2 separate regions of the Homo sapiens genome follow, and region 2 is linked to region 1. A link is a contact called in ENCODE Hi-C data. All regions are on one chromosome and are shown on one strand. Each heading gives the region's core, a stretch centred on a gene start or an enhancer-like site at or near the end of the contact. The rest is flanking DNA. Distances are from core to core; before and after follow the strand shown.

Evidence for each region. A loop is a pair of places that touch in the nucleus more often than their neighbours do. Pooled maps may share reads with other maps.
Region 2: a map of mammary epithelial cell shows a loop between it and region 1 (2.3-fold over the local background). The contact joins the promoter of TMEM170A here to the enhancer-like site in region 1. A Hi-C loop is called at or near these places in 1 of 168 maps with a recorded cell type or tissue (mammary epithelial cell), 1 of 37 single-sample maps with no recorded cell type and 11 of 50 pooled maps.

What each region holds. Positions count from the first base shown.
Region 1 is chr16:75,303,635-75,308,462 of GRCh38, reverse strand. CFDP1 (craniofacial development protein 1) reads left to right here. Exons shown (of 7, transcript NM_006324.3): 6 at 3,281-3,439. Among named protein-coding and RNA genes, the nearest start is that of BCAR1, 54 kb to the right of the region's middle. RefSeq lists enhancers at 325-825, 2,112-3,311. Within about 2 kb of position 2,987, at least 34 of the 41 ENCODE cell types and tissues checked have a DNase peak (open chromatin) inside an H3K27ac peak, as active enhancers do; they include mammary epithelial cell, where a contact is called at or near this core.
Region 2 is chr16:75,461,778-75,466,605 of GRCh38, reverse strand. TMEM170A (transmembrane protein 170A) reads left to right here and starts at 1,917. Exons shown (of 3, transcript NM_145254.3): 1 at 1,917-2,138. The coding sequence starts at 2,006. RefSeq lists enhancers at 1,747-2,247, 3,437-3,486 and a silencer at 1,941-2,570.

The DNA of each region.
Region 1 (4,828 bases), core at 1,738-4,237:
GGAAAATAATTTTTCTCCTAAAATCCTTAGTTAGAGTCCCCTCAAAGCAGAACATAAGACAAGGATTTTGAGTGCAGGGAGTTTATTTGGGAAGTGATCCCAGGAAGCAGGTGTGAGTGGTGGAAAGAATGAGACAAGGAAGGAGGAAAAGTCAATATAAGAGTACAATTCCAAGGCCACGAGGGCTTGATGCCACCAGAACTTCTGAGAAGCATTCCACCTCCTATAGCTACCTTGTGAGGGTAGGAGGCTGGCCGTTTAACCACCAGCTTTTGTGTTCCTTCAGGCTAGCCCCAATGGCTTGAGCTCCACCACCTGTCCAGGCAGTACTTGTGGCATGCAGGCAGGCTCAGAGGAGACCCTGCAGCCAGAAATGGAAAGTCCTCATGCGTATGCTTTTGGTGGGGTGTTGTCAACAGTGAGTCTGCACTTGCCCAGAACCATCTAGTGCAGCTGCAGCTGAAATAAGAGTTCACAAGCATCTAAAGAAAAGATCAGTGTTCCCATATGAAAAGAACTGGTATGATAGAAATACCACCAGGGACACCTAATCTAGAGGTTAGGGAAGGCTTCCTGGAGGAAGTGGTTTTAAAGCTGAGATAAGGCTTAATATGGTGGCTTGTGCCTATAATCCCAGTACTTCGGGAGGCCAAGGCAGGAGGATTGCTTGAGTCCAAGAGTTTGATACCAGCCTTGGGCAACATAGCAAGACCCTGTCTCTACAAAACATAAAAAAGATAGTTGAACGTGGTGGCACACACCTGTAGTCTCTGCACCTCAGGAGACTGAGGTGGGAGGATCACTTGACCCAGGGAGGTTGAGGCTGTAGTAAGCTGTGGTTTCACTGGTGTACTCTAGCCTGGGTAACAGAGTGAGAACCTGTCTCTAAAAAAGTAAATACATAAAAATTTATTTTAATTATTATGTTTTAAAAAGGGGTCAGTGGGCCTGGGCGCAGTGGCTCACACCTGTAATCCCAGCACTTTGGGGGGCCGAGGTGGGCAGATCACCCGAGGTCAGGAGTTTGAGACCAGCCTGCCCAACATGGCAAAACCCCGTCTCTACTAAAAATACAAAAAATTAGCCAGGTGTGGTGGCAGGCGCCTGTAATCCCAGCTACTTGGGAGGCTGAGACAGGAGAATCGCTTGAACCCGGGAGGCGGAGGTTGCAGTGAGCCGAGATCACGCATCTGCACTCCAGCCTGGGCAACAAGAGAGAAACTCCGTCTCAAAAAATAAAAATAAATAAAAATAAAAAGGGGTCAGTGAAGAGACATTTAAGCAGAAAGACATGCTAAGCTTTGTGTTTTGGAAAATTCAGTCTAATTACAGCATGTCACTAGATACCAGGATAGGGCCACTGAGTGAGGATGGGGAAAAACAGGTCAGGGAGACCAGTAAAGAGGCTGTTCAATTATCCAGGTGATATAAGAATGAGAATTCGGGCAGTAGCAGTAAGGAAGATGAGAAGGAAAAAGATTTGAGACACAGTAAGTTTCCATATCCCCACTCATGCTCCGTTCCTGGTAAAATGGTGAAAAAGAAAGTGTGTGTGTGTGCGTGTGTGTGTGTGTGTGTGTGTGTGATCACGCGCACATATGACATTGTAGGGGTTGAGTTGTCTGGAAAACAGTGCTTAGAAGATATGAATTGAAAGCTCATAAAGAGCTATTTGGAGTTCTCTTAAGCAAACTGGGAAGTAAAGTAACTAATGAGAAAATCTCTCAAGTCACTTCTCATCTGGAGGCGAGATAGCACAGTGCACCACCCTGAGAGTTGGGAGAGATCTTCCTTTGTCCCGGATCTGCATTGTCTATTGTTTTGACCCTTGTTTTATCATTTAACCTCTCTGAACTTTGTTTATTTGTCCAACTTAATACAAGGATGATGAAGCTTGCCCAGCCCATTCTGAGTTGATCTTAAGCTCAGCATGTACTGGGGTGTGACCCAAACAGGGAAGTTGACATCCTCTCTACTAAAGTTAATAGAATGAGAATGTTCAGGGTCATTGTTCAGTCCCAGCAGTCTGGTGTTCAGTGTGGACGTTGGCCTGTTGGCTCACACCAGGCAGAGGGGGTGAGTAGTCGTTCACGCTGCTTTGCGGCAGGGACGTGGGGTTTCAGAATGGGTTAGGGTGATACTAGGTTATTTCAAAGATGATCCCTTCCAACTCTGAGACTGGGTCCTGTGTCACAGGCCTTAGTGAGAGTTAGATGAGATCATGGCTACAAAAGCACTTGGAGAACAAACATTCTAGACAAGTAAAGGTATTATTATCAGTAGACCATGTGACATTAGCTCATAGTTTTTAAATGTTTAACTTTCTTGCATATCCCCGTGAGGCGGAAAATAACTTCCAAGTTCCTACATGCTGGTAGATGATTTCGTTTCATTTCATAAAGAGACCAAACCTTTCCTCATACCATCTTAACTGCATTTTGCTTTTCTTATTTTATTTCATATGTTTAACAATGACTGGAAACATTTGACCTGCCAAGACTTGAATTTGGGCATCTGGGGTTTCTCCCACTGTCCATGATAGCATCACCAGCAAGTGGAGCACAGGCTGTACATTCCCCGTGTGAGCTTTCGGAGTGAGGAATGTTCTCCACCTCCTGGAAAAAACAGGGCCCAACTCACAGGAGTTAAAAGGAAACTGATTTTAGAACCCTCTTACAGTACTGTGACTTTTCACTCATCAGTGTTGGGAACTGGTTCTCTTTCTCTTAAAAGAACCCCCTGGGGCTTTAAGCTTAAACGATGACAGTGACTCAGAGTGGCTCATGCTTATTGCACCTTGACGCTGTGCCAAGTGCTGTTTTAGCCCTTTACGTGTAAGATACACCACAGCCTGTGAGTAAGCATTTGCTTTGTAGATTAGGAAACCAAGGAACATGCAGTAAATAACTGGCCTAGAGTCACACAGTTAAGCTGGAAGTTGGACCTTGGCATGTGACTCCAAAGCCCTGCCTGAAGCGCTGCTCCTCCCCTCCTTGCAAGCAGAGACCTGCCACACAGAGCCCACAGAGGTCTGAAGAAGGCAGGATTTCCTGTTCGTAGCTCAGGAGAGCAGACAGTGGTGTTAAGCAGGAAAAGCACATTAGAATTCCAGTTTACTTACAGTGCTCTCCACACCAGGAAGGAAATGCCCCAAATATGAACATGGCTTCCACTAAGATAAATGGCCCCAATCTAGGGGATTCCCATTTGCATCAGAAAAACTGTTAATATAGAGATCAGAGTTTTTACCTGCTACATCTTTCATATTTTCTTTCCTTAGGTTAAAAAGATCAAGTGGCATGAGCAGCCTTTTGGGGAAAATTGGTGCCAAGAAGCAGAAAATGAGCACCCTTGAGAAGTCCAAACTGGACTGGGAGAGCTTCAAGGAGGAAGAGGGGATTGGTGAAGAACTGGCCATCCATAATCGAGGGAAAGAGGGGTAAGAAGGAGTAGGTTTTATGCCTTGGAAAATCCTCAGAACCCTGAAATCAAATGATTTATTGGAGACAAACTGCCCACTGTAAGCAAGCAGGAGCTTTTCATGATGGAACTAAAAATGTGAGCACTTTGGTTTGTCAGTAAGTCTCTGTTCCAGTGTGGGGCAGGGCCTGTCACTGGGAAGGCCACTGCGGGTGGAGGGAAGGCGGGGCATGTGAGGAGTACTCTCAGGGGCCAGTCACATCTGCCAAGCTGAATTTGCTGAATTACAGCTCCAGTGAACTGTAAGTTGCCTAGTGGTTGGATCTGGCCTGTGGTAGCAGCCTTGGCCTTATCTGAATCATTTGTCCTTCTGAGAAACCAAACTAGTTCAGATCCGTCAAAAACTGAGCCAATGGAATGCCTAGATGTTGCATTATTGTGAATTTTTTTTTGTCTGTGTCATTATGGCCTGGGGTGGGGCTTTACCCTTGGCTATAGCCTGTGTGATAGGCCAGGCCCTCAGACAGCACCCCAGGCCATCACTTGCACCTCTTTCTCTTCGCTGTGGAATACAAAGAGAATGTTCATAACCTACGTATTCAGTTGTAAAAAGGGTCCTTTCCTTGTCATATTTGTCTTACTGGTGATTAAACAAAAAATCAAGAAAGAAATGGTGGCCAGGCATGGTGGTTCACACCTGTAATCTTGGCACTTTCGGAGGCCGAGGCGGGCAGATCACTTGAGGTCAGGATTTCGAGACCAGCCTAGCCAACCTGGCAAAACCCCATCCTACTAAAAATATAAGAATTAGCCAGGCATAGTGGTGCACACTTGTAATCCCAGCTACTTGGGAGGCTGGGGCAGGAGGATCACTTGAACCCACTAGGTGGAGGTTGCAGTGAGCCAAGACTGAACCACTGCACTCCAGCCTGGGTGACAGAGCAAGACTGTGTATCAAGAAAGAAAGAGAGAGAGAGAGAGAAAGGAAAAGAAAAGAAAGAAAAGGTGTTCATAAGTACTTACGGACCTCAGAAGGCACTAAGGAAGTTACCACAGAAGTGGCTTCATGGCTCAAAATCAACAGTCCTCACCCCTAGCCATGAAAGGAAATGTTGAGTGTCCCACCAGAGAGCCCTGGCTGCTCGGCAGCTCTGCTTCTTACCAGTAAGCTCTTCTCCACCAGCATACTGGACACCTCTGAGGCTCAGCTCCTTTACCAATAAAACTGGGATAACGATACCATCCTCACTATGTGGTTGTGATGATCTCATGAGATAATATATGTATTGCTTACGTATATGTAATATACATAAAGCACTTTACAGAACACCTGTCACATAAAGGCTTGCGTTAAGTCGAAGTCATTCAAGTTTTTTTTAAGAGACAGGGTCTCACTATGTTGCCCAGG
Region 2 (4,828 bases), core at 668-3,167, 160 kb before region 1:
CACGCCTGTAATCCCAGCACTTTGGGAGGCCAAGGTAGATGGATCACCTGACGTCAGGAGTTTGAGACAAACCTGACCAATATGGTGAAATTCCATCTCTGCTAAAAATACAAAAATTACCTGGGCATGGTGGCACGGAGCTATAATCCCAGCTACTTGGGAGGCTGAGGCAGGAGAATTGCTTGAACCCGGGAGGCGAAGGTTGCAGTGAGCCGAGATTGCGCCACTACACTCCACTCCACTCCAGCCTGGACGACAGAAAAAGACTGCGTCTCAAAAAAAAAAAAAAAAAAAAAAAAAAAAAAAAAAAATTTACCAGTCAGGTGCAGTGGCTCACGCCTGTAATCCCAGCACTTTGGGAGGCCAAGGCAGGTGGATCGCTTGAGGTCAGGAACGAGACCAACATGGATAACATGGCAAAACCCTATCTCTACTCAAAATACAAAAATTAGCTGGGCCTGGTGGCACGCGCCTGGAATCCCAGCTACTGGGGAGGCTGAGGCAGGAGAATCGCTTGAACCAGGGAGGCGGAGGTTGCGGTGAGCTGAGATTTCGCCACTGCACTCCAGCCTGGGCAACAAAGTGAGACTCTGTCTCAAAACAAACCAACCAACCAAACAAAAACATTATTATTCGTCACAAGCCTCTTCATCACCTGGAACCTTGTGGACATTACTTATCCTTGGTAACTTCCCTTCCAGAACACTATTGTTAATGGCTGCTATGGTCTGAACGTGTTCCCCCAAATTCATGTCCTGAAACTTCGTGGGAATGCGATAGTACTGAGAGGAGGGGCCTTTAGGAGACGATTAAGTCAGAAGAGTGGAGCCCCCGTTATGGGATTAGGACCCTTATAAAAGGGATTTGGAGAGTGGGCTCCCTTTGTTACCGTGTGAGGACGCCCGGGCGGTGCTATCAGTGAGGAACGGGCCGTCCTTAGACATGGAACCTGCTGCGACCTTGATCTTGGACCTCCCAGCTTCCAGAACTGTGAGAAAATAAATTTCTGTTCTTAATAAATTGCCCACTCTCAGGTACTTTGTTACAGCAGTGCAAACAAACTGAACATTAGCTTATTCCTTTTTACGATTTCTCTGCCTTCATTTTAACAGGCTTTCTGAAGGGAGGTGAGACAAAAATGTGTGATCCACGAGGACAGGAAATCGAGACCATCCTGGCTAACACGATGAAATCCCGCCTCTACTAAAAATACAAAAAATTAGCCGGGCGTGGTGGCGGGCGCCTGTAGTCCCAGCTACTCGGGAGGCTGAGGCAGGAGAATGGTGTGAACCCGGGAGGCAGAGCTTGCAGTGAGCAGAGATCGCGCGGCCGCACTCCAGCCTGGGTCACAGAGGGAGACTCCGTCTCAAAAAAAAGAAAAAAGTGTGATCTAATTTTATTGCTCTGAACCGAATCTCTGTACATTTTATTTTATTTAAAACTAAGTCGAGCTCTATAGAGGCTACATAGCCTCCCTCCCATTCTGGTCCCACACCAGACTTTGCATGGGCTCTTTCTACTATCAGCTTTAAATAGAGAACGTTCTTGTTCTGTTCATGAAGGTTTCATAAATGCTGGAGTCCAGTCATAACTAGAACTTTACATATCCGTTCCATCACTGTATTTTTCCAGATCCCTGGTAACTCCATAGCGCGGCTCTGTTGGGGCGCATGCAATTCCCTACTTTCTCACAGGGGGCGCTGCAGAGAAGGGCAGAGCAGAGCGCGCGGTCCCAGAGCGCGCCGTCCAGGAGGGGGCGCGTCCGTGGGGCTGTGTCTCTGCGAGCCCTGCGCAACGTTGGGGGCGGGAACAACCCTGGCCCTGCGCCCGAGCGCTGCGGCGCCTTGTGATTGGAGGAGGCAACGGTCACTTGGCAGCGCCGTTGGGATTGGGGGAAGAGGACCCCGGCTGGAGGTGACGCTGAGGCGGCGAGGGTGAGTCGGCGCCGGCCGCTACCGCACTTCGGGCGCTCGTCCCTCATTTCTCTGTGGTGAATGGCGACGGGATGGAGCGCGAGGGGAGCGGCGGCAGCGGCGGGTCGGCCGGGCTCCTGCAGCAGATCCTGAGCCTGAAGGTTGTGCCGCGGGTGGGCAACGGGACCCTGTGCCCCAACTCTACTTCCCTCTGCTCCTTCCCAGGTACGGCCCGCCCCGCGCCTGCGCACTGCGCGCCCCGCCGTCGCCGCTGCCGTGCTGTGGGCGCCCCGAGTCTGGGCGGGGTCCCGGGTGCGCAGCCTGCTGGCGGCGTGGGCGCTGTCCTCCGGGAGGGGGGCCGTGCTGCTCGCCCGGAGCCCCTTTCCCCATCACTTCTTCGGCGGTCCCTGAGGCGGAGCCCCGGAGTCCCGCTGGGCGTGAGATGCAGAGAGCGGCCGCAGGTGGGCCCGGGGCTGGAGGGCGCTCGGCCGCCACCCGAGCGGGTCTTGGCCTTGAGCTTCCGAGCGCCTCAGGTTCAGAGCTGCACCCCACGAGCCCGGGAGGCTGTGGTCCCCGCCCTGCCTGGGTTGCCCCACGGCGCCCGGCCTCCTTCGAGGGGTCTCGGAGCGGCCCGGCCGCGCTGAGGAGTCAGAGCTCGCGCTCCCCTTGCCCCGGGGCTGCAGCCCGGCCCCTCCGCGCAGGCGCTCGTTCGCTGATCGCGGGCGCCTGGGGCTAAATCCTCCCCCTCCGAGACCCGCTCCGCTTTCTAGGAATCTTTCCCAGACCTGGTGCCACCTGTTGCTGGGTCTCCCACTAAGCCTTCGAGATCTTTGGCACAGCTTCCTTTGAACTCTTCCTCCCCGCTGCGGCTTGAGCTGGGCCTGCTAGGAGGGTTGCTCAGAATTCTAATGCCAGGAAGAGCGCTCCGTGCCCTGAAAGCTGGAGGGAGGAGAGAGGACTTCACTTGGGAAGGAGGAGAAAAGCTTTGAGGGGAGGCACAGTTATTTGTGTGGTCCTTGAAAGGCAAGAAGACTAGAGCCCGTGGCCCTGGAAGGGGAGGTGGGGCTCCCAGCAGAGGGGACTGAGGTCTTCATAAACAATGAGGGACCAGAGCAGAGGGAAGGAGGACGAGATTCCAGACTCTAGTTCCAAACAAGGCACCTGTGATTTCTCATCCCCTGGGCAGCGACTGCCAGGCGCCGTTCAGCGGACACCTGGGACTTGCAGTGTTATGTGCCCAGGGATTTTCCCGGACGGGATTGTGAAGTAGCGGGTAAGGTCATCAGGCAGGTTGGGGTCAGATGCAGATGTTCGCTTGTGGTCATTCCTGAAATGAGAATCTGGCAGCTCACGTTATTTCAGAAGGTGCTAGGATCACTTTTGACAGTGATATCAAAAAATTGATGGTATTCTGGTGACCCTGTGTGATACATGAAATGTTCGTGCAATCTGGAGGCACTACTGGGACCAGATTAATCTTTGTTTCCTTAATTTTCCCCTTTCCTGAAAAATGTCAAGCCTGCCAAACAGTTGAGAGAACAGTATAACAAATACCCATGTACCCTTTACTTAGACTCAGTAATATTTTGATTCTTTGGCTTTCTGTTTCTCTTTCTCTCTCTCTGCTCTCTTTCTCTCTCTCTATATATATAACCACATGTATTACATACGTATCACACTTAGATGTAGGTCACATGTCCCATTTCAACTCGAGTCATTCAATAGGAAGTTGCAGAAGTCATAACACTTGCTTGATGCCTGATAATCTTAACATGTATCTTCTAAAAACCATTTTCTATCCATGAAACCATATCACATCCAAGAAACTGAACATCATAGAATAATGTTACCTAATGTGTGGGCCTTGTTTACATTTCCCCAATTGTCCACATAGATTTTTTTCCTTAAAAAAATATATATATTCCATGATCTAAGGTTCACACATTGCATTAAGTTGTCCGTCTCTTTAGTTTCATTTAGCTAAAACAGTTACTTCCTTGTTTGAATTTTTTAAGATGGACATTTTGGAAGAGTCCATGTGAATTGTTGTATAGACTGTTTTACAATCTAGGTTCATTAGATGGTCTTCATGATTAGATTTAGATTAAACATTTTTGGTCAGAACGCTACCTACCTAGGTGACGTCCACTCACCAGTACATCACATCAAGAGACACTGAATGTCAGCCTGGCTCAGTGGCTCACACCTGTAATCCCAGCACTTTGGGAGGCTGAGGCAGGCGTATCACCTGAAGTCAGGAGTTCAAGACCAGCCTGGCCAACATGGCAAAACCTTGTCTCTACTAAAAAGTCAGGCGTAGTGGTGTGTGCCTGTAATCCCAGCTACTGGGGAGGCTGAGGCACGAGAATCTCTTGAACCCAGGAGGCAGAGGTTGCAGTGAGCCAAGATTGCGCCACTGCACTTTAGCCTGGGTGACAGAGCGAGGCTTTGTCTCAACAAAAAAAGAGACATTGAATGTCAATTTGTATCTTCATTGATAATACTAAGTTTGATCATTTGGTGAAGATGGTGTCTATGAAAACTCTACTGTAAGGGTATCTGCATCCTCTCTTTACTACCAAGTTTGATCATTTGGTGAAGATGATGTCTATCAGAACTCTCTACTGTAAGGGTTCCTGCATCCTCTGTTAATTAAACGTCATATGTAGGGTCATAAGTTGGAACTGAATAGTCTGTTGAGTCTCTGGCTTTTAGTTCCCTTTCATTAAGAAAAGATTGAGATAAGTGGATTTGGGATAGGTTTAATACATCACAGTAGGTAATCTGTAGCCATGTGAATTGTTTTACTTTCAGAACTTTTTTCTGAAAATATTAAACTTCAGTATGTTCTTGAGTTTATGATTACTGTTATGGGTATGTAACTTGTGATGTCGATTACCAGAGATCGTTTATTC